Linked DNA regions of Homo sapiens: region 2 is linked to region 1. A link is an interaction called in ENCODE POLR2A ChIA-PET data of the cell type or tissue named here. Cell type or tissue: PC-3. All regions are shown on one strand. Links, peaks and the distances in the headings refer to the core of each region. The heading gives the core; the rest is flanking DNA. Region 1 overlaps IL27RA (interleukin 27 receptor subunit alpha). Region 2 has its middle 11 kb from the start of MIR23AHG.

Evidence for each region. Peaks named below come from ENCODE experiments on the same cell type or tissue, not always from the same donor. Only the 100,000 strongest peaks of a DNase experiment are listed, where the experiment ranks them.
Region 2: POLR2A ChIA-PET joins it to region 1 with 16 read pairs; 11 of 35 experiments call an interaction of 5 or more read pairs at or near these places.

The regions. Positions count from the first base shown.
Region 1 is chr19:14,045,148-14,054,447 of GRCh38, forward strand. It overlaps IL27RA (interleukin 27 receptor subunit alpha), which reads left to right. Exons shown (of 14, transcript NM_004843.4): 7 at 1,007-1,190; 8 at 1,283-1,471; 9 at 3,834-3,935; 10 at 4,009-4,167; 11 at 5,611-5,736; 12 at 6,460-6,553; 13 at 6,733-6,826; 14 at 6,949-8,071. The coding sequence ends at 7,143. It overlaps PALM3 (paralemmin 3), which reads right to left. Exons shown (of 7, transcript NM_001145028.2): 7 at 8,220-9,300. The coding sequence ends at 8,458. Among named protein-coding and RNA genes, the nearest start is that of PALM3, 12 kb to the right of the region's middle. In PC-3, for the core only: a CTCF peak has its summit at 3,603; no DNase peak of the experiment used is centred there.
Region 2 is chr19:13,849,215-13,858,633 of GRCh38, forward strand. No RefSeq gene overlaps it. Among named protein-coding and RNA genes, the nearest start is that of MIR23AHG, 11 kb to the left of the region's middle. RefSeq lists an enhancer at 4,483-5,428. In PC-3, for the core only: no CTCF peak of the experiment used is centred there; DNase peaks (open chromatin) are centred at 1,367, 2,117, 3,297 and 4,267; H3K4me3 peaks cover 1,532 bases; H3K27ac peaks cover 4,731 bases.

The sequences.
Region 1 (9,300 bases), core at 1-8,000:
GTGGTGGCATGCGTCTATAGTCCCAGCTACTGGGGAGGCTGAGGTGGGAGGATCACTTCAGCCTAGGATGTTGAGGCTGCAGTGAGCTATGATTGCACCACCGCACTTCAGCCTGTACAATAGTGAGAACTTATGTCAAAAAGAAAAAAAAAAAAAAGATGGCTGGGCGTGGTGGCTCACGCCTGTAATCCCAGCACTTTGGGAGGCCGAGACGGGCGGATTTTTTTTTTAAGAGACAAGGTCAGGAGATCAAGACCATCCTGGCTAACATGTGAAACCCCGTCTCTACTAAAAATACAAAAAATTAGCCGGACGTGGTGGCAGGCGCCTGTAGTCCCAGGTACTGGGGAGGCTGAGGCAGGCGAATGGCGTGAACCCGGGAGGCAGAGCTTGCAGTGAGCCGAGATGGCGCCACTGCACTCCAGCCTGGGCGACAGAGCGAGACTCTGTCTCAAAAAAAAAAAAAAAGTTGATATTTTGTTTGTCATGGGTTTTTAGGCATTAATTTTCATTTATTACAATACTGCATTAAAATATTATTTATCTCACTTATTGGGTTTTTGGTATCCCCCACTCCCTTTTAAATTTTGCACCTGGCCAGGTTTGCTGACTCACGCCTGTAATCCTAGCACTTTGGGAGGCTGAGGCAGGCAGATCACTTGAGGTCAGGAGTTTGAGACCAGCCTGGCCAACATGGTGAAACCCCGTCTCTACTAAAAATACAAAAATTAGCCGGGCGTGATGGCAGGCGCCTGTAATCCCAGCTACTCAGGAGGCTGAGGCAGGAACATCGCTTGAACCCGGGAGGTGAAGGTTGCAGTGAGCCGAGATCACGCCACTTCACTCCAGTCTGGGTAACAGAATGAAGACTCCGTCTCAAAAAACAAACAAACAAACAAACAAAAAATGCTTCACTGACCGGTGGTTTATCAGGTGACCTCAGGGAGACACATATATGTGCGTGATTAATGGGAGACATTAACCCCTTTTTCCCTTCATCTCTCAGGCCCCAGGGCCCTGTGTGCAGGTGAGCTACAAAGTCTGGTTCTGGGTTGGAGGTCGTGAGCTGAGTCCAGAAGGAATTACCTGCTGCTGCTCCCTAATTCCCAGTGGGGCGGAGTGGGCCAGGGTGTCCGCTGTCAACGCCACAAGCTGGGAGCCTCTCACCAACCTCTCTTTGGTCTGCTTGGGTAAGAGACTGTGACCTTCCTCAGCTCGGTGCCCTGGAGGGGTGGGAAGTGACTTCCTGAGTGGGCAGCTGAGACTTCTCTCCACCCTCCAGATTCAGCCTCTGCCCCCCGTAGCGTGGCAGTCAGCAGCATCGCTGGGAGCACGGAGCTACTGGTGACCTGGCAACCGGGGCCTGGGGAACCACTGGAGCATGTAGTGGACTGGGCTCGAGATGGGGACCCCCTGGAGAAACTCAACTGGGTCCGGCTTCCCCCTGGGAACCTCAGTGCTCTGTTACCAGGTGAGGCCCTGGGACACCTGGGTCTCCATCCCCGCTGTTAGAGCAGACGGATGGGTGGACTTGTAAGAGGGAGTGCTATGATTAAAGTAGCGTGATGGCCGGGCTTGGTGGCTCATGCCTGTAATCTCAGCACTTTGGGAGGCCGAAAGGGGCGGATCACCTGAGGTCAGGAGTTGGACACCAGCCTGGCCAACATAGTGAAACCCCGTCTCTACTAAAAATACAAAAATTAGTGGGGCGTGGTGGCACATGCCTGTAGTCCCAGCTACTCGGGAGGCTGAGGCAGGAGAATCGCTTGAACCTGGGAGGTGGAGGTTGCAGTGAGCCGAGATTGCGCCACTGCACTCTAGCCTGGGTGACAGAGTGAGACTCAGTCTCAAAAAATAAATAAATAAATAAATAAATAGCGTGAATTCACACAAGACTTTTTTTTTTGCTTTTTGGAGGCAAGATCCCACTCTGTGGCCCAGGCTAGAGTGCAATGGTGCCATCTCAGCTCACTGCAACTTCCATCTCCTGGGTTCAAGTGATTCTCGTGACTCAGCTTCCCGAGTAGCTGGGACTATGGGAGCGTACCACCACAATCGGTTAATTTTTTTTTTTTTTTTTTAAGTAGAGACGGGGTTTCACCATGTTGGTTTGGCTGGTCTCCAACTCCTGACCTCAAGTGATCTGCCTGCCTTGGCCTCCCAAAGTGCTGGGATTACAGGCATGAGCCACTATGCCCAGCCTAACTTTTCTTTTTTTTTTTTTTGAGATGGAGGCTGGCTCTGTCACCCAGGCTGGAGTGCAATGGTGTGATCTCAGCTCACTGCAGCCTTCACCTCCCGGGTTCAAGCGATTCTCGTGCCTCAGCCTCTGGGGAGTGACTGGGATCACAGGCCCCCACCGCCATGCCCAGCTAATTTTTTTATTTTTAGTAGAGACGGGGTTTCACCATGTTGGCTAGGCTGGTGTCAAACTCCTGACCTCAAGAGATCCACCCGCATTGGCCTCCCAAAATGATGGGATGACAGGGGTGAGCCACCATGCCTGGCCCTTTTTTTTTTTTTTTTTTTGGAGTCTTGCTCTGTCGCCCAGGCTGGAGTGCAGTGGTGCGATATCGGCTCACTGCAAGCTCCACCTCCTGGGTTCACGCCATTCTCCTGCCTCAGCCTCCCGAGCAACTGGGAGTACAGGCGCCCGCCACCACGCCCGGCTAATTTTTTTTTTTTTTTGTATTTTTAGTAGGAACGGAGTTTCACCATATTAGCCAGGATGGTCTCGATCTCTTGACCTCGTGATCTGCCCTCCTCAGCCTCCCAAAGTGCTGGGATTTCAGGCATGAGCCACCGCACCCGGCATTTTTTTTTTTTTAAGAGATGAGTCTCACTCTGTCAGCCAGGCTGGAGTGCAGTGGCGTGATCTCAGCTCACTGCAGCGTCGACCTCCATGGCTCAAGCAATCCTCCCACCTCAGCGCCCTGAGGAGCTGGTATTACAGGCATGCGCCACCAAGCCCAGCCAGTTTTTGTATTTTTTGTAGAGGTGGGGTTTCTCCATGTTGCCCAGGCTGTTCTTGAACTCCTGAGCTCAGGCAATCCACCTGCCTTGGCCTCCCAAAGTGCTGGGATGACAGGCATGAGCCACGGTACCTGGCAAGAAATCTTTATAAATAAATAAATAAATAAATAAATTAATTAATTAATGAACTTGGAAGAACTGTGAAGATGTTGGGTAAGAAATTTAGGACACAGTCCCAAGACCCACAAGGATATATGAACCAAAGAAGCGAAGGCCCAATTATGGAAAATTCCCAGTTGGGGAAGGCTATGTGGATGTGATAGGGTTTAGGGGAGAGAGTGCAGCACCCTCAGCTACCATGGTAGGTGCTGTCAGTTGCCTGCTCATATCTGTTTGACCACCTCAGAGGTTTTAGGCCTCTCTCCCAGCTGCCCACACTTGTTTCCTGGCCTAAGGGCTTTTTCTGGTCACTGAGGCATTTTGCCTGCCTGAGAAGCAAGATGGAAATATTGAGAAGAGCCCTCAGGAACAGCCCTCAGCATGACTAATGAGGCTTGGTGGATAAATACCCCAGCTCCGTCCCCCTGAGCTGGGCTGACTCTGCGATGCCTGCTCTCTGCTGGCCCCTAGAGGTCCCCCATGGGACTGCGTCTCAGTTGTCCACAGTGAGAACCTGTTCCTTCCCCATTTCACTCCCCTACTGCCCTATTGGGGTTTTCTGGGATTACCTCCTAGATAAATGACTTACAGTCAGATCCTTATCTCAGGGTGTCCTTCTGGGGACCCCAGTGAAGACACCTAGGAAATGAGCATGGGAAGGAGAGCCAACTCTAACTGGTCTTTATTTCTTTGTCACTCAGGGAATTTCACTGTCGGGGTCCCCTATCGAATCACTGTGACCGCAGTCTCTGCTTCAGGCTTGGCCTCTGCATCCTCCGTCTGGGGGTTCAGGGAGGAATTAGGTAAGAGTGGGGCTGGAGGATGGGGGGGCTTCTGTAACCCAGGCCGACCTTGACCTACTGCCTTCCTCCCCAGCACCCCTAGTGGGGCCAACGCTTTGGCGACTCCAAGATGCCCCTCCAGGGACCCCCGCCATAGCGTGGGGAGAGGTCCCAAGGCACCAGCTTCGAGGCCACCTCACCCACTACACCTTGTGTGCACAGAGTGGAACCAGCCCCTCCGTCTGCATGAATGGTGAGCTTCCCTGCCTGCTGACCTGTCCTCCCAGCCCCCACAAGACCCACCCATCAGTCAGCCCCACCCCTTGTCCCCACGTGGGCCTCTTTGGCCCAGGGACCATACATGGTGTCCTCAATTCCCTCTTGGCTATCAATGTAACGAGCTTTCATTCGGCCATTAAAAATGAGGATGCCAATCTATATTTATTGACATTGAAAGATGCTTGTCATATTTTATTAGTGAAAAAGATAAAAGGATGTTAAAATTCCGTGGTATGGTTCCATTTTTTTTTTTTTTTTTTGAGACAGAGTCTCGCTTTGTCACCAGGCTGGAGTGCAATGGCACGATCTCAGCTCACTGCAACCTCCGCCTCCCAGGTTCAAGCAATTCTCCTGCCTCAGCCTCCTGAGTAGCTGGGATTACAGGCGCATGCCACCATGCCCGGCTAATTTTTGTATTTTTAGTAGAGACAGTTTCACCATGTTGGTCAGACTGATCTCGAACTCCTGACCTCGTGATCCACCCACCTCAGCCTCCCAAAGTGCGGGGATTATAGGTGTGAGCCACTGCGCCCGGCCTATATATAATTTTAAAAATATATATAGAAGGCCCGGCATGGTGGGTCACGCCTGTAATCCCAGCACTTTGGGAGGCCAAGGCAGGCAGATCACTTGAGGTCAGGAGTTCGAGACCAGCCTGGCCAACATGGTGAAACCTCATCTCTACTAAAAATACAAAAATTAGCCAGGCATGGTGGCACAGCCTGTAGTCCAGCTACTCAGAAGGTGGCTGAGGCACTAGAATTGCTTGAATCCGGGAGGTGGAGGTTGCAGTGAGCCAAGATCATGCAAAGACAAACTAAATAATATCTAAGCAGTGTATGAGATGGTGATAAGTGCTGAGTAGAGAATGAAGCAAGGGGCTGGGCAAGGTGGCTCACACCTATAATCCCAGCACTTTTGGAGGCCGAGGTGGGCAGATCACCTGAGGTCAGGAGTTTGAGACCAGTCTGACCAATATGGTGAAACCCAGTCTCTACTAAAAATATAAAAATTAGCCAGATGTGGTGGCGGGCACCTGTAGTCCCAGCTACTCAGGAGGCTAAGACAGCAGAATTGCTTGAACCCAGGAGGCAGAGGTTGCAGTGAGCTGAGATCACATGACTGCACTCCATCCTGGGCAACAGAGTGTTACAGAGCGAGACTTCATGTCAAAAAAAAAAAAAAAAAAAGAGAATCAAACAAGGAAGGTGGGTGGTGAAGGGGGTGCAATTTCAAATAGAGCGGGGTCAAGGAAAGCCTCACGGAAGAGGTGACCTTTGAGCAAAGACCTAAAAGAGATGAGGAGGGAGCCATGTGGATACCTGGGAGAGAGTGTTGCAGACAGCAGGAAGAGCACATGCAAAGGCCCTGTGGTAGGCTTGACCACCTCCCCAACTTCTTTGGTTGTGTTCTCCAGTGAGTGGCAACACACAGAGTGTCACCCTGCCTGACCTTCCTTGGGGTCCCTGTGAGCTGTGGGTGACAGCATCTACCATCGCTGGACAGGGCCCTCCTGGTCCCATCCTCCGGCTTCATCTACCAGGTAGGGGGGTTGGGATGGGATTGCCACAGGGAGGGGATGTACTCCACAGTGGGGAGAGGTAGCATCTGGAGTCATTACTTGGAAGCTAGGTGCAGTGGCTCACCCCTGTAATCCTAACACTCTGGGAGGCTGAGGCAGGTGGATCACTTGAGCCCAGGAGCTCGAGACCAGCCTGGGCAACATAGTGAGACCCCCTTCTCTACAAAAAATAAAACAATTAGCTGGATGTGGTAGCATGCGCCTGCGGTCCCAGCTCCTGGAGAAGCTGAGGCTCGAGGATCGCTTGAGCCCAGGAGTTGGAGGCTGCAGTACACGGATTACACCACTGCGCTCCAGCCTGGGCAACAAAGCAAGACCCTGTCTTTAAAAAATTAAGAATTGCCAGGCACAGTGGCTCACGCCTGTAATCTCAGCACTTTGGGAGGCCGAGGCGGGTGGATCAGTTGAGGTCAGGAGTTCGAGACCAGCCTGGCCAATGTGGTGAAACCCCATCTCTACTAAAAATACAAAAATTAGCTGGGCGTGGTGGCGTGCGGCTGTAATCCCAGCTACTTGGGAGGCTGAGAGAGAATTGCTTGAACCCAGGAGGCGGAGGTTGCAGTGAGCTGAGGTCGCACCACTGCACTCCAGCCTGGGTGACAGGGCAAGACTCTGTCTCAAAAATAAAAATAAAAAATAAAATAAAATAAAAAATTAAGAATGATCTCTTCCCTACCCTACCAGATAACACCCTGAGGTGGAAAGTTCTGCCGGGCATCCTATTCTTGTGGGGCTTGTTCCTGTTGGGGTGTGGCCTGAGCCTGGCCACCTCTGGAAGGTGAGGCTGTCGGATACATGCATCTCTACCCACGTGGGGAAGGCAGCTGGGCATTTTGCTGAGCTTCCAGGGGGCTTGAAGGGAGGCCTCAGGGCGCAGTCACATTCATGAACCCTGCACCCTGGGCTGGGGCATCTGGCCATCTGGATCTGCTGCCCTGACTACTCCTGTCTTGCCAGGTGCTACCACCTAAGGCACAAAGTGCTGCCCCGCTGGGTCTGGGAGAAAGTTCCTGATCCTGCCAACAGCAGTTCAGGCCAGCCCCACATGGAGGTGAGTCAAAGGGCCGGCTAGTCGGAGCCCTCTGGGGGACTGGGGAGTCCTGGGGCAGTGGGGAGGGGGTGAGGTGTGGGTCGGGGAGGCTGGGGCAGGATTACAGGCTCATCTCTTCCCAGCAAGTACCTGAGGCCCAGCCCCTTGGGGACTTGCCCATCCTGGAAGTGGAGGAGATGGAGCCCCCGCCGGTTATGGAGTCCTCCCAGCCCGCCCAGGCCACCGCCCCGCTTGACTCTGGGTATGAGAAGCACTTCCTGCCCACACCTGAGGAGCTGGGCCTTCTGGGGCCCCCCAGGCCACAGGTTCTGGCCTGAACCACACGTCTGGCTGGGGGCTGCCAGCCAGGCTAGAGGGATGCTCATGCAGGTTGCACCCCAGTCCTGGATTAGCCCTCTTGATGGATGAAGACACTGAGGACTCAGAGAGGCTGAGTCACTTACCTGAGGACACCCAGCCAGGCAGAGCTGGGATTGAAGGACCCCTATAGAGAAGGGCTTGGCCCCCATGGGGAAGACACGGATGGAAGGTGGAGCAAAGGAAAATACATGAAATTGAGAGTGGCAGCTGCCTGCCAAAATCTGTTCCGCTGTAACAGAACTGAATTTGGACCCCAGCACAGTGGCTCACGCCTGTAATCCCAGCACTTTGGCAGGCCAAGGTGGAAGGATCACTTAGAGCTAGGAGTTTGAGACCAGCCTGGGCAATATAGCAAGACCCCTCACTACAAAAATAAAACATCAAAAACAAAAACAATTAGCTGGGCATGATGGCACACACCTGTAGTCCGAGCCACTTGGGAGGCTGAGGTGGGAGGATCGGTTGAGCCCAGGAGTTCGAAGCTGCAGGGACCTCTGATTGCACCACTGCACTCCAGGCTGGGTAACAGAATGAGACCTTATCTCAAAAATAAACAAACTAATAAAAAGCAAAAAAAAAAAAAAAAGAAAAGAAAAAACACTGCATTTGGGCACCATCTCAGCTCCCTTGCATCCAGGTGCAGCATGGACTGAGTTCTTGACAACAGAATGTGGTCAGAAGTGACATATGCCAACACGGGGTCTGGGTGGGGGCTCCCCCACATCCTTTCCTTGCCTATGAGCTGGAACATAACACATGCCTATGATCCAGCTTTGGTCATACCCAAGGGGAAGGTGGAGCAAGAAATGAAAAGGAACCTGAATCCCTGAATGACTGCATGGATAGAACCACTAAGAAAAATAAACTTTTATATTTTTATAGCTACTGTAGCTTTGAGGTCTTTTTGTTACAGCAGCTCAATCTATACTCTCACTGATTCATAATCTTTGACTGTAGCAGGGTTAAGCCTCAAATTTCCCACCAGGAGATGACGCTGTGATTCTGTGCTGACTACACACACATTCAAGCCGTCTTGAGTGCTTTCACATTTTATTTTCAAGTATAAAGGCTTCATCGCAGAAGGAGGCCAGGGTTACAGGCAGTGGGCAAGGGGTCTGGAAGCCCAGGTTTAGGTGGACGTGCAGGCTAGCTGGCTCCCAGGTGCCATGGCCAGTCCTGTGGTCCCTGTCTGTGCCTGGGACCCTCTTCTGGGTGCCAAGAGGCCGAGGTAGCTGTGAGAGGAGCTGGACATGGGGTGGAGGGGCATGGGTTCACATGACCGCACAACACTGGCACGTCTTTTGCTTAGGGCCACTTGCCTCTTCACCCTCGGTGGGGGCAGATGGCTCAGGCTGCCGGGCAGGCGCGTAGGTGGGCACAGGGTGGGCACTGGGGTTGGCGCTGGGCCCCTCCCCCTGAAGCAGTGGCTGGCATTCGGCGGGCTGCTCTGGGGCTGGGGTCTCTGCCAGAAGAGGTGTGGCATCCCCCAAGGGGCCTTGGCCCTCAGCAGCGGTTTGGGGCTTCACTCCTTCCTCCTCCAGGGCTCCTACTGGCTTCTCCTGGGGCTGGGGTCCTTCCTTCTCTGGCCTTGTCTCCGTGTTAGCCTCAAGGGGAGGCCCTGCCTCATTCATCTCCTCTGCCTGGGATTCACTTCCTTCCCTAGACCCTTGTTCTAGATTCAGATCTCCCTCCGTCCCTTGGGTCTTCTCTGTCTCCAATGATTCCTCACCTCCCCTTTTCTCTGCCTCCAGTGTCTCCTCCCCTCCCTTTCTCTCTGCCTCCAGTGGTTCTTTGGTTGCCTCTGGCTCTTCCTCACCTCCTTTCTTCTCTACTCCCAATGGTTCTTCTACCTCCTCCTCCTCTGCCCCTCGCTTTTCCTCATCTCCTTCCTTCTCTGCCCTCAAATGTCCCTCAACTTTTCTCTCTATGCCCAGTGGTTCCTCACCTCCTTCCCTCTCTGTTCCCAGCTTTTCTGCACTTCCTCTGCTCTCCAGCTCCAACTTCTTCTCTCCTCCTTTCCTCTCTACCACTGGTGACATCTCCGCTTCATCCCTCCCTGTCCCTGGCTTTTCCTCACTTCCTATTCCCATGGATTCTTCCGCTTTTCTCTTCTC
Region 2 (9,419 bases), core at 477-8,476, 200 kb before region 1:
ATGCTAGTATCTACTCTTCTCCCCGCCCCATAGGATCTGGGGCTCCGGAAGGCCCCTCAGGCAGCTCCCTTAAGGGTCCTGTGGGCGGCTCAGTGGTGACTATTGGGGTGCCAGGGAGCCCGGAGTTCAGGCCATCTGAAGCTGGTGCTGGGAAACTCTCTCCCTGCACTCAGATGGCATGGGAAGTCTAGGGGGGTGCTGGTGCAACCTCTGTAGTGCACAGCCTTCAGTATCATGTGTCGACAGCCCCCAAGGAGCCCACCAGGCGCCATCCCCCACTTGCATAACCTACCCACACTTCAATGTAGCCTTGGCACCTATCCCCACAACGCCTGAAGACTCCCACAGATATGGCCCTGCCAAGGCCAGGCATGCACCCTCCTGAGACAGGTTTGGGAGCCCGGATGCCAGCTTGGCTGTGCATCCTCTGGCAAAGGACATTGACCCTCTGTTGACTCAGTTTCCCCATCTGTAAAATGAGAATGTCAATGAAACGTCAGAGGGCCATGGTGAACACTATTTTTAATTTTTATTATTATTATTTTTTGAGACGGAGTTTCACTCTTGTCACCCAGGCTGGAGTGCAGTGGCACGATCTTGGCCCACTGCAACCTCTGCCTCCCGGGTTCAAGCGATTCTCCTGCCTCGGTCTCCCAAGTAGCTGGGATTAGAGGTGCTGGCCATCACGCTCGGCTAATTTTTGTATTTTTAGTACAGACGGGGTTTCACCATTTTGCCCAGGCTGGTCTTGAACTCCTGACATCAAGTGATCCACGGGCTTCGGCTTCCTAAAGTGCTGGGATTATAGGCGTGAGCCGCCGCGCCCGACTTCATGGTGAACATTACATGAGTTAATACACATAGGCCCACACATGCATAGAACAGGCTTAGAACATAGAACGTGCTCATTAAGTGTTAGCTAGTTTGGGAGGTCGGCAGGGGTGGGGAGGATGCAAAAAAGCCCTCATCACAGCGCTCCTGACAGCTCCCGCCAGGCCAGCTCCCCAAATCCCTTAGGAAAATGGCCTCGACCTCTCAGCTGCAACTCTGGCCCAGCCGCCATCTCCTGACCTGACCGCCCACTTCTGGGGAGCCCCGGTGGGTCTGGATTGGAGAGAGCCACCCTCAGCCCTCCCCACCTTCATTGGACCACAGCTGTCTCCTTCACCATCACCTCCGTGCCCACCAGGATTACAGGCCTGATCTGAACCCCTAATCTAGGGAAGACTACGGAGTCCCAAAATCCCTCTTAGCGCGCACCCCGGCCTGAGGCTCGAACCCAGGTCCGCGCTGGAGGGCGGTGGCGGTTGCCGAGCAACGCGCTGTTTGTTGGCGCGGGGGGCGGGGCCGGGGCCGGCGCGCGGTGACTCACCGCGGCGTGATGCGGACGGGCGCGGCGCCCAGCAGCCTGGCCGGCGGCCCGATCTCGGCTGGCCTCGGCGTCCGGAGGGGCCCGGCGGCGGGGGCGCCTTAGCCCCCAAGTGGGCGCCGGAGGCCCGTGGGGAAGCGGCGGAGCAGGTCCCGGGCTCTCGGACTCGGTTCGAATCCCAGCCCTGCCTCTTACTCTTGACTCTTGATCTGTGACTTCAAGGCTCCTTGCCTCAGTTTACCCGTCAGTAAAAGAAGCGACACTGGAGGGTGCAGTAACCCACCACTGGCATTTAAAGCAGCTGAGATGATCACGCAGTGACACTGCGGGGCAGCAAGTTTGGGACACCCAGATTCTGCACGTGAATCTCCTGTGTTAAACTCTGCAACCTCACGGAGAATCAATTTCCGCATCTGTTACAGGGCAGTAGCAAGAACAAACACCCTGCCTCTCGGGTGGTTTGAGAATCCCGTGAATTCATAGTGAGACAATGCGTGGCACATTTCAGTACCATGTCTGCTGCCCCACGGAGGGACGGGATGTAGGAGGTTTTCTCTGTGGTCCGAGCTCAGGAGGGCAAGGAGGTGAGGGCAAGACTGGAACCCCTAGAAGTGGGTGGCAAGTCACAGGTCCAGGGCAGGGTGGCATGACCATGGCTGCAGAGGCCCCTATCCCGAAGCTGGCTCACAGCACCTGCTGCGGGCAGGCAGAAGGGGGGCCTGGGGGTGAGTCACCGCCCAGCAATGAGGCTTGAGTCACACAGGGCGGGGTCCCCCGTTAGCCCCCCCAGCTGCTCCCACAAAGGCCCTTTGAGAAGAGTTCCCCACCCCCTACTCCCACCCCCTAGGCCCTCTCTAGGGGTGGGCTGTGGGGCCGAGGCCCTGCTGGGCTGCCCCCAGGAGCCCGGCCTGGGTCTGGGAGGCGCCAGCCAGTTTCAGCCATGTCTGTGAAAAGTCACCATAGGAAGCTGGGTGTCCCCCGGGGAGGGGGCTTCCAGGCTGCCTGAGTCACTGGAATGGTGGAGGGTCACACGCGCAGGGCCCACGCACACAGCGGGCAAATTGAGTCAGACTGTCTGGTGGGGCGGGCAGGCCAGGACGCTTCGAGTCAGGCTGAGAAGGAAACCTGGGAAGAGACATGGTTCTTCCAAGCCTGTGGCCTCTGGCAGAGAAAGAGGGTGCTTGAGGGCACATATGGTGGGTTTCACCACACCTCCTGCCTAGGCCTCCCCTCCTTGCCTGCCCCGAAACAGTCTCCCCCACCTTTCTATCCTTCTTAAACTTGGAGTGAGAAGGACAGCAAGCTGGATGGGATTCCAGGGAGGCACTCTACTAGCGGAAGAATTGAGATTTTTTTTTTTAATTTTATTATTTATTTATTTATATTTATTTACTTTTTTTTTTGAGACTGAGTCTCACCCTGTCACCCAGGCTGGAGTGCAGTAGCACAATCTCGGCTCACTGCAACCTCTGCCTCCCAGGTTCAAGCGATTCTCCTGCTTCAGCCTCCCAAGTAGCTGGGACTACGAGCACACGCCACCATGCCCAACTAATTTTTGTAGTTTTAGTAGAGATGGGGTTTCACCATGTTGGCCAGGGCAGTCTCGAACTCCTGACCTCAGGTGATCCGCCTGCCTTGGCCTCCCAAAGTGCTGGGATTAAAGGCGTGAGCTACTGCGCCTGGCCAATTTGTATTTATTTATGTATTGAGACAGGGTCTCATTGTGTCGCCCAGGCTGGAGTGCAGTGGCACAATCACGTCTTACTGCAGCCTCGACCTCCTGAACTCAGCTGAGCCTCCCACCTCAGCCTCCCAAGTAGCTGGGACCACAGGTGAGAGCGACCACACCCAGCTAATTTTTGTATTTTTTTTTTTTTTTTTGTAGAGACAGGGTTATGCTGTGTTGCCCAGGCGGGTCTGGAATTCCTGACTCGAATTCCTGCCCTCAAGAGTTCCGCCCACCTTAGCCTCCTAAAGTGCTGGGATTACAGGCATGAGCCCCTGGGCCCTGACCTGTTTGTTTATTTTTTAGAGATAGGGGTGTCTCCATGTTGCCCTGGCTGGCCTCAAACTCCTGGGTTTAAGGGATCCTCCCGAGTAGCTGGGAATACAGGCAAATATGTCCACACCCAGCTTTAAGATAAAAAAAAATTATTATTATTTAATATTTATTTATTTATTGAGATGGAGTCTCTGTCACCCAGGCTGGAGTGCAGTGGCGCGATCTCGGCTCACTGCAGCCTCCACCTCCCAGGTTAAAGCGATTCTCCTGCCTCAGCCTCTGAAGTAGCTGAGACTACAGGCGTGTGCCACCATGCCTGGCTAATTTTTTGTATTTTTTAAGTAGAGACGGGGTTTCGCCATGTTAGCTAGGATGGTCTCGATCTCCTGACCTGGTGATCCACCTGCCTCGGCCTCCCAAAGTGCTGGGATTACAGGCGTGAGCCACCACGCCCAGCCCAGGATCAAAATTTTTTAAGACAAGGTCTCACCACTGCCATCTCAAGCTCCGGGGCTCAAAGGATCCTTCTACCTCAACCTCCAGAGTAGCTGGAACTACAGGTGAGCACCACCACACCTGGCTAATTTATTTATCTTGTGGGGGTCGGGGCGTGAGGGTCTTGCTGTGTTGCCTAGACTGGTCTCCAACTCCTGGCCTTAAGTGAGCCTCCTGCCTCAGCCTCCCAAGTAGCTAGGACTACAGGCATGTGCAAGCACACCCAGCTTATTTATACACATTTATTTTATTTTATTTTATTTTATTTTTTTTTAGAGACAGGGTCTTACTATGTTTCCCAGGCTGGTCTTGAATTCCTGGTCTCAACCAATCCTCCTCCTGCATTGGTCTCCCAAAGTGCTGGTATTACAGGCATGAGCCACCTCGGCTGACCACTTTGCTTTTTCTATTTGTTGACTGAGATGGCTATAAAGGGACTAACAGACTGGTAGCCTATACAGACAGCATGGATAAGCTGGGTAAAGGGATGATTCACATCCCAGGACTGTGGGAGATTTCATCACACTACTCAGAACGGCCTGGAATGTGAAGGTATGACTTGTTTTATTTCTGGAATTTTCTTTCTTTTTTTTTTTTCTGAGACCGAGTCTCGCTCTGTCACCCAGGCTGGAGTGCAGTGGTGTGATCTCTGCTCATTGCAACCTCTGCCTACCGTGTTCAGGCCATTCACCTGCCTCAGCCTCCCGAGTAGCTGGGATTACAGGCGCGTGCCACCACGCCCGGTTAATTTTTGTATTTTTAGTAGAGGCGGGGTTTCACCATGTTGGCCAGGCTGGTCTCGAACTCCTGACGTCAGGTGATCCGCCTGCCTCGGCCCCCCAAAATGCTGGGATTAAAGGCGTGAGCCACCTCGCCCAGCCTCTGGAATTTTCCATTTAATATTTTTGGACCAAAGTTGACCAAGGATAACTGAAACCGAGGAAATCGAAACTGCAGATAAGGGGGACGACTGTATACAGTCAAATGTGTTTAGAATATTCATAGACTTATGCAACCATCACCACAATAAATTTTAGAACATTCCTTTTTTTTTGGAGACAGAGTCTCACTCTGTCACCCAGGCAGGAGTGCAGTGGTGTGATCTCGGCTCACTGCAACCTCCGCCTCCCAGGTTCAAGCGATTCTCCTGCCTCAGCCTCCCAAGTAGCTGGGATTACAGGCGAGCACCACCACGCCCAGCTAATTTTTGTATTTTTAGTAGAGACAGGGTTTCACCATGTTGGCCAGACTGGTCTCGAACTCCTGACCTAGTAATCTGCCCGCCTTGGCCTCCGGAAGTGCTGGGATTACAGGCGTGAGCCACTGTGCCTGGTCCACACCAGCTAATTTTTTGTATTTTAGTAGAGATGAGGTTTCACCGTGTTGCCCAGCCTAGTCTCCAACTCCTGAGCTCAGGCAATCCGCCTGCATCAGCCTTCCAAAATTCTGGGATTAGAGGCAGGAGCCACTACGCCCGGCCTTTTTTTTCGCTGAGGCAGGATCTTACTGTGTAGCCCAGAGTGGAGTGCAGTGGCGGCATCCTGGCTCATTGCAACCACTGCCTCCCGGGCTCAAGCAATCCTCCCACCTCAGCCTTTGGAATAGCTGAGACTGCAGGCGCCCGCCACCACGCCCAGCTAATTTTTTTTTTTTTTTTTTTTTTTTTTTTGAGACGGAGTCTACCTCTGTCGCCCAGGCTGCAGTGCAGTGGCGCCATCTCTGCTCACTGCAAGCTCCGCCTCCCGGGTTCACGCCATTCTCCTGCCTCAGCCTTCCGAGTAGCTGGGACTACAGGCGCCCGTTACCACGCCTGGCTAATTTTTTGTATTTTTAGTGGAGACGGGGTTTCACCGTGTTAGCCAGGATGGTCTCAATCTCCTGACCTCGTGATCCGCAAGATTACAGGCGTGAGCCACCGCGCCTGGCCATTTTTTTTTTTTTTTTTTTTTAAAGACAGGGCGTTGCTATGTTGCTCAGGCTGTTCTCAAACACCTGGGCTCAAGCAGTCCTCCCACATCGGCCTTCCAAAGTGCTGGGATTACAGCATGAGTGACCACGCCCTGCCCAACTTTAGAACATTTCCATCACCCGCAAAAGAAATCTCAAGCCCATTAGAAATCATTTTCTGGCCGGGTGTGGTGGCTCACGCCTGTAACCCCAGCACTTTGGGAGGCCAAGGCAGGTGGATCACCTGAGGTCAGGAGTTCGAGACCAGCCTGGCCAACACGGTGAAACCCCGTCTCTACTAACAATACAAAAATTAGTCAGGTATGGTGGCACATGCCTGTAGTCCCAGCTATTCGGGAGGCTGAGTTGGGAGAATCACTTGAACCCGGGAGGCAGAGGTTGCAGTGAGCCGAGATCATGCCACTGCACTCCATCCTGGGTGACAGAGCGAGACTCTGTCTCAAAAAAAGAAAGGAAAGAAAGGAAGGAAAGGAAAGAAAAGGAAAAGAGAAGAGAAAAGAAATCACTTTCTATTTCACCCCCCAACATTCTCAGCCTCTGGCAACCCTGGTCTACTTTTTGTCTCTGAGTATAAATGCTGTCAACAGAGTTCATCCATGTTATAACAAGTGTAACAAGCGTGAGTACCTTATTCCTTTTTATTGCCAAATAATATGTGATACGGGCTGGGTGTGGTGGCCCATGCCTGTAATCCCAGTACTTTGGGAGGCTGAGGTGGGAGGATCACTTCACCTCAGGAGCTTGAGACCAGCCTGGGCAATGTAGTGAAACCCTATCCCTACAAAAATTACAAAAATTAGCTGGGCATGGTGGTCCTCGCCTGTAGTCCCAGCTACTCAGGACACTGGGGCAAGAGGATCACTTGAGCCCAGGAGGTCGAGGCTGCAATGGGCTAGGATTCTTTTACTGTACTCCAGCCTGGGCAACAGAGTGAGACTTTGTTTCTAAAATGACGAGACCTCGTTTCTAAAATAAAAATGAGGCTGGGCGGGGTGGCTCATGCCTGTGATCCCAACACTTTAGGAGGCTGAGGCAGGTGGATGACTTGAGCTCAGTAGTTCAAGACCAGCCGGGCCAACATGGTGAAACCTGTCTCTACTAAAAATACAAAAATTAGCCAGGCATGGTGGCGGGCACCTTTAATACCAGCTACTTGGGAGGCTGAGGCAGGAGAATCGCTTGAACGTGGGAGGCCCAGGTTGCAGTGAGCCGAGATTGCACCATTGCACTCCAGCCTGGGCAACAGAGCAAGACTTCGTCTCAAAAAAAAAAAAAAAAAAAAAAAAAGCTGGGCGTGGTGGCACGTGCCTGTAATCCCAGCTACTCCGGAGGCTGAGGCAGGAGAATCTCTTGAACCCGGGAGGCAGAGGTTGCAGTGAGCCGAGATCACGCCACTGCACTCCAGCCTGGGCGACACAGTGAGACTCTGTCTCAAAAATAAATAAATAAATAAATAAATATAAAATAAAAATGAAAATAAAATAGACCAAAGCTATGTCCCAGGAACAAAGTATTTGAGAAGCAGATGCTGTCTCACAAAGAAGACTGAGACAGAGAAGGGATGTCAGGAGGATCTAGTGTCCCAAGGCCAAGGAGGAACCAGGCAAAGGTGACAGATACTACACGGAGCTCAAGGACAGCTACAGCTGAGAACTTGGCCTGACTCTGAAGTCTGATATCAGTAGTGTGATCAGGCAGCCGCCTGATAAGTAAATGGGAGGGAAGGCAATAAAGGCAGTGTCTAAAGAAATATATTGTGAGCCACAAATGCAAGCCACATATGTAATGAAAACTTTTTTAGTAGCCACATTTTTTTAAAAAAGTAGCAGGTGAAATTAATTTTATTTTATTCACATTTATTTATTTATTTTTGAGACACAGTATCACTCTGTCACGCAGAATGGAGTGCAGTGGTAGGATCTCGGCTCACTGTAACCTCTGCCTCCCAGGTTCAAGTGATTCTCCTGCCTCAGCTTCCCAAGTAGTTGGGATTACAGGTGCGTGCCACCACACCCAGCCAATTTTATATTTTTAGTAGAGACGGGGTTTTGCCATGTTGGCCAGGCTGGTTTTGAACTCCTGACCACAAGTGATCCACCTGCCTCAGCCTCCCAAAGTGCTGGGATTGCGGGCATAAACTAGTGAGCCTGCCAAAATTAATTTTTTTTTTTTGAGACGGAGTCTTGCTCTGTTGCCCAGGCTGGAGCGCAGTGGCACGATCTTGGCTCACTGCAACCTCTGCCTCCCGGGTTTAAGTGATTCTCCTGCCTCAGCCTCCCAAGCAGTCAGGATTACAGGTGTATGTCACCATGCCCAGCCAATTTTATATTTTTAGTAGAGACGGGGTTTCGCCATGTTGGCCAGGCTGGTTTTGAACTCCTGACCTCAAGTGATCTGCCTGCCTCAGCCTCCTAAAGTGCTGGGATTACAGGCATGAGCCAGTGAGCCTGCCAGAATTATTTTTTTTTTTAATTTGAGACGGAGTCTTGTCCTGTTGCCCAGGCTGGAGTGCAGTGGCATGGTCTCAGCTCATTGCAACCTCCACTTCCTGGGTTCAAGTGATTTTCCTGCCTCAGCCTCCAAGTAGCTGGGATTGCAGGTGCCTGCCACCACACCTGGCTAATTTTTGTATTTTTAGTAGAGACGGAGTTTCACCATGTTGGCCAGGCTGGTCTTGAACTCCTGACCTCAGGTGATCCACCCGCCTCGGCCTCCCAAAGTGCTGGGATTACAGGTGTGAGTTACTACACTTGGCTACAAAATTAATTTTAATAAGATTTTATTTAACTGAGTATATCCAAAATAGTATCCTTTTAACATATAATCAAGGTAAATATTATGAATGAGATATTTCAGTTTTTTGGTACTGTCTTCAAAAATCTGATGTGGATTTTATACTTATAACATCTCAATTCAAACTGTTAGGTTGGTGCAAAGTAATTGTGGTTCTTGCCATCATTACTTTCTTTCTTTCTTTTCTTTTTTTTTTTTTTTGAGACGGAGTCTCACCCTGTCCCCCAGGCTGGAGTGCAGTGGTGCGATCTCAGCTAATGCAAGCTCCGCCTCCCAGGTTCACGCCATTCTCCTGCCTCAGCCTCCCGAGTAGCTGGGACTACAGGCACCCGCCACTACACCTGGCTATTTTTTTTGTATTTTTAGTAGAGACGGGGTTTCACCGTGTTAGGATGGTCTCGATCTCCTGACCTTGTGATCCACCCGCCTCAGCCTCCCAAAGTGCTGGGATTACAGGCATAAGCCACCGCGCCTGCTTTTTTTTTTTTTTTTTTTTTTTTTGAGGAAGAGTCTTGCTCTGTTGCCAGGCTGGAGTGCAGTGGCACAGTCTCGGTTCACTGCAACCTCTGCCTCCCGGGTTCAAGCGATTCTCCTGCCTCAGCCTCCCGAGTAGCTGGGATTACAGGCATGCACCACCACACCTGGCTAATTTTTGTGTTTTTAGTAGAGACGGGGTTGCACCATGATGGCCAGGCTGGTCTCAAACTCCTGACCTCAGGTATCCACCCTCCTCGGCCTCCCAAAGTGCTGGGATTACAGGCGTGAGCCACTGCACCCGGCTGCCATTACTTC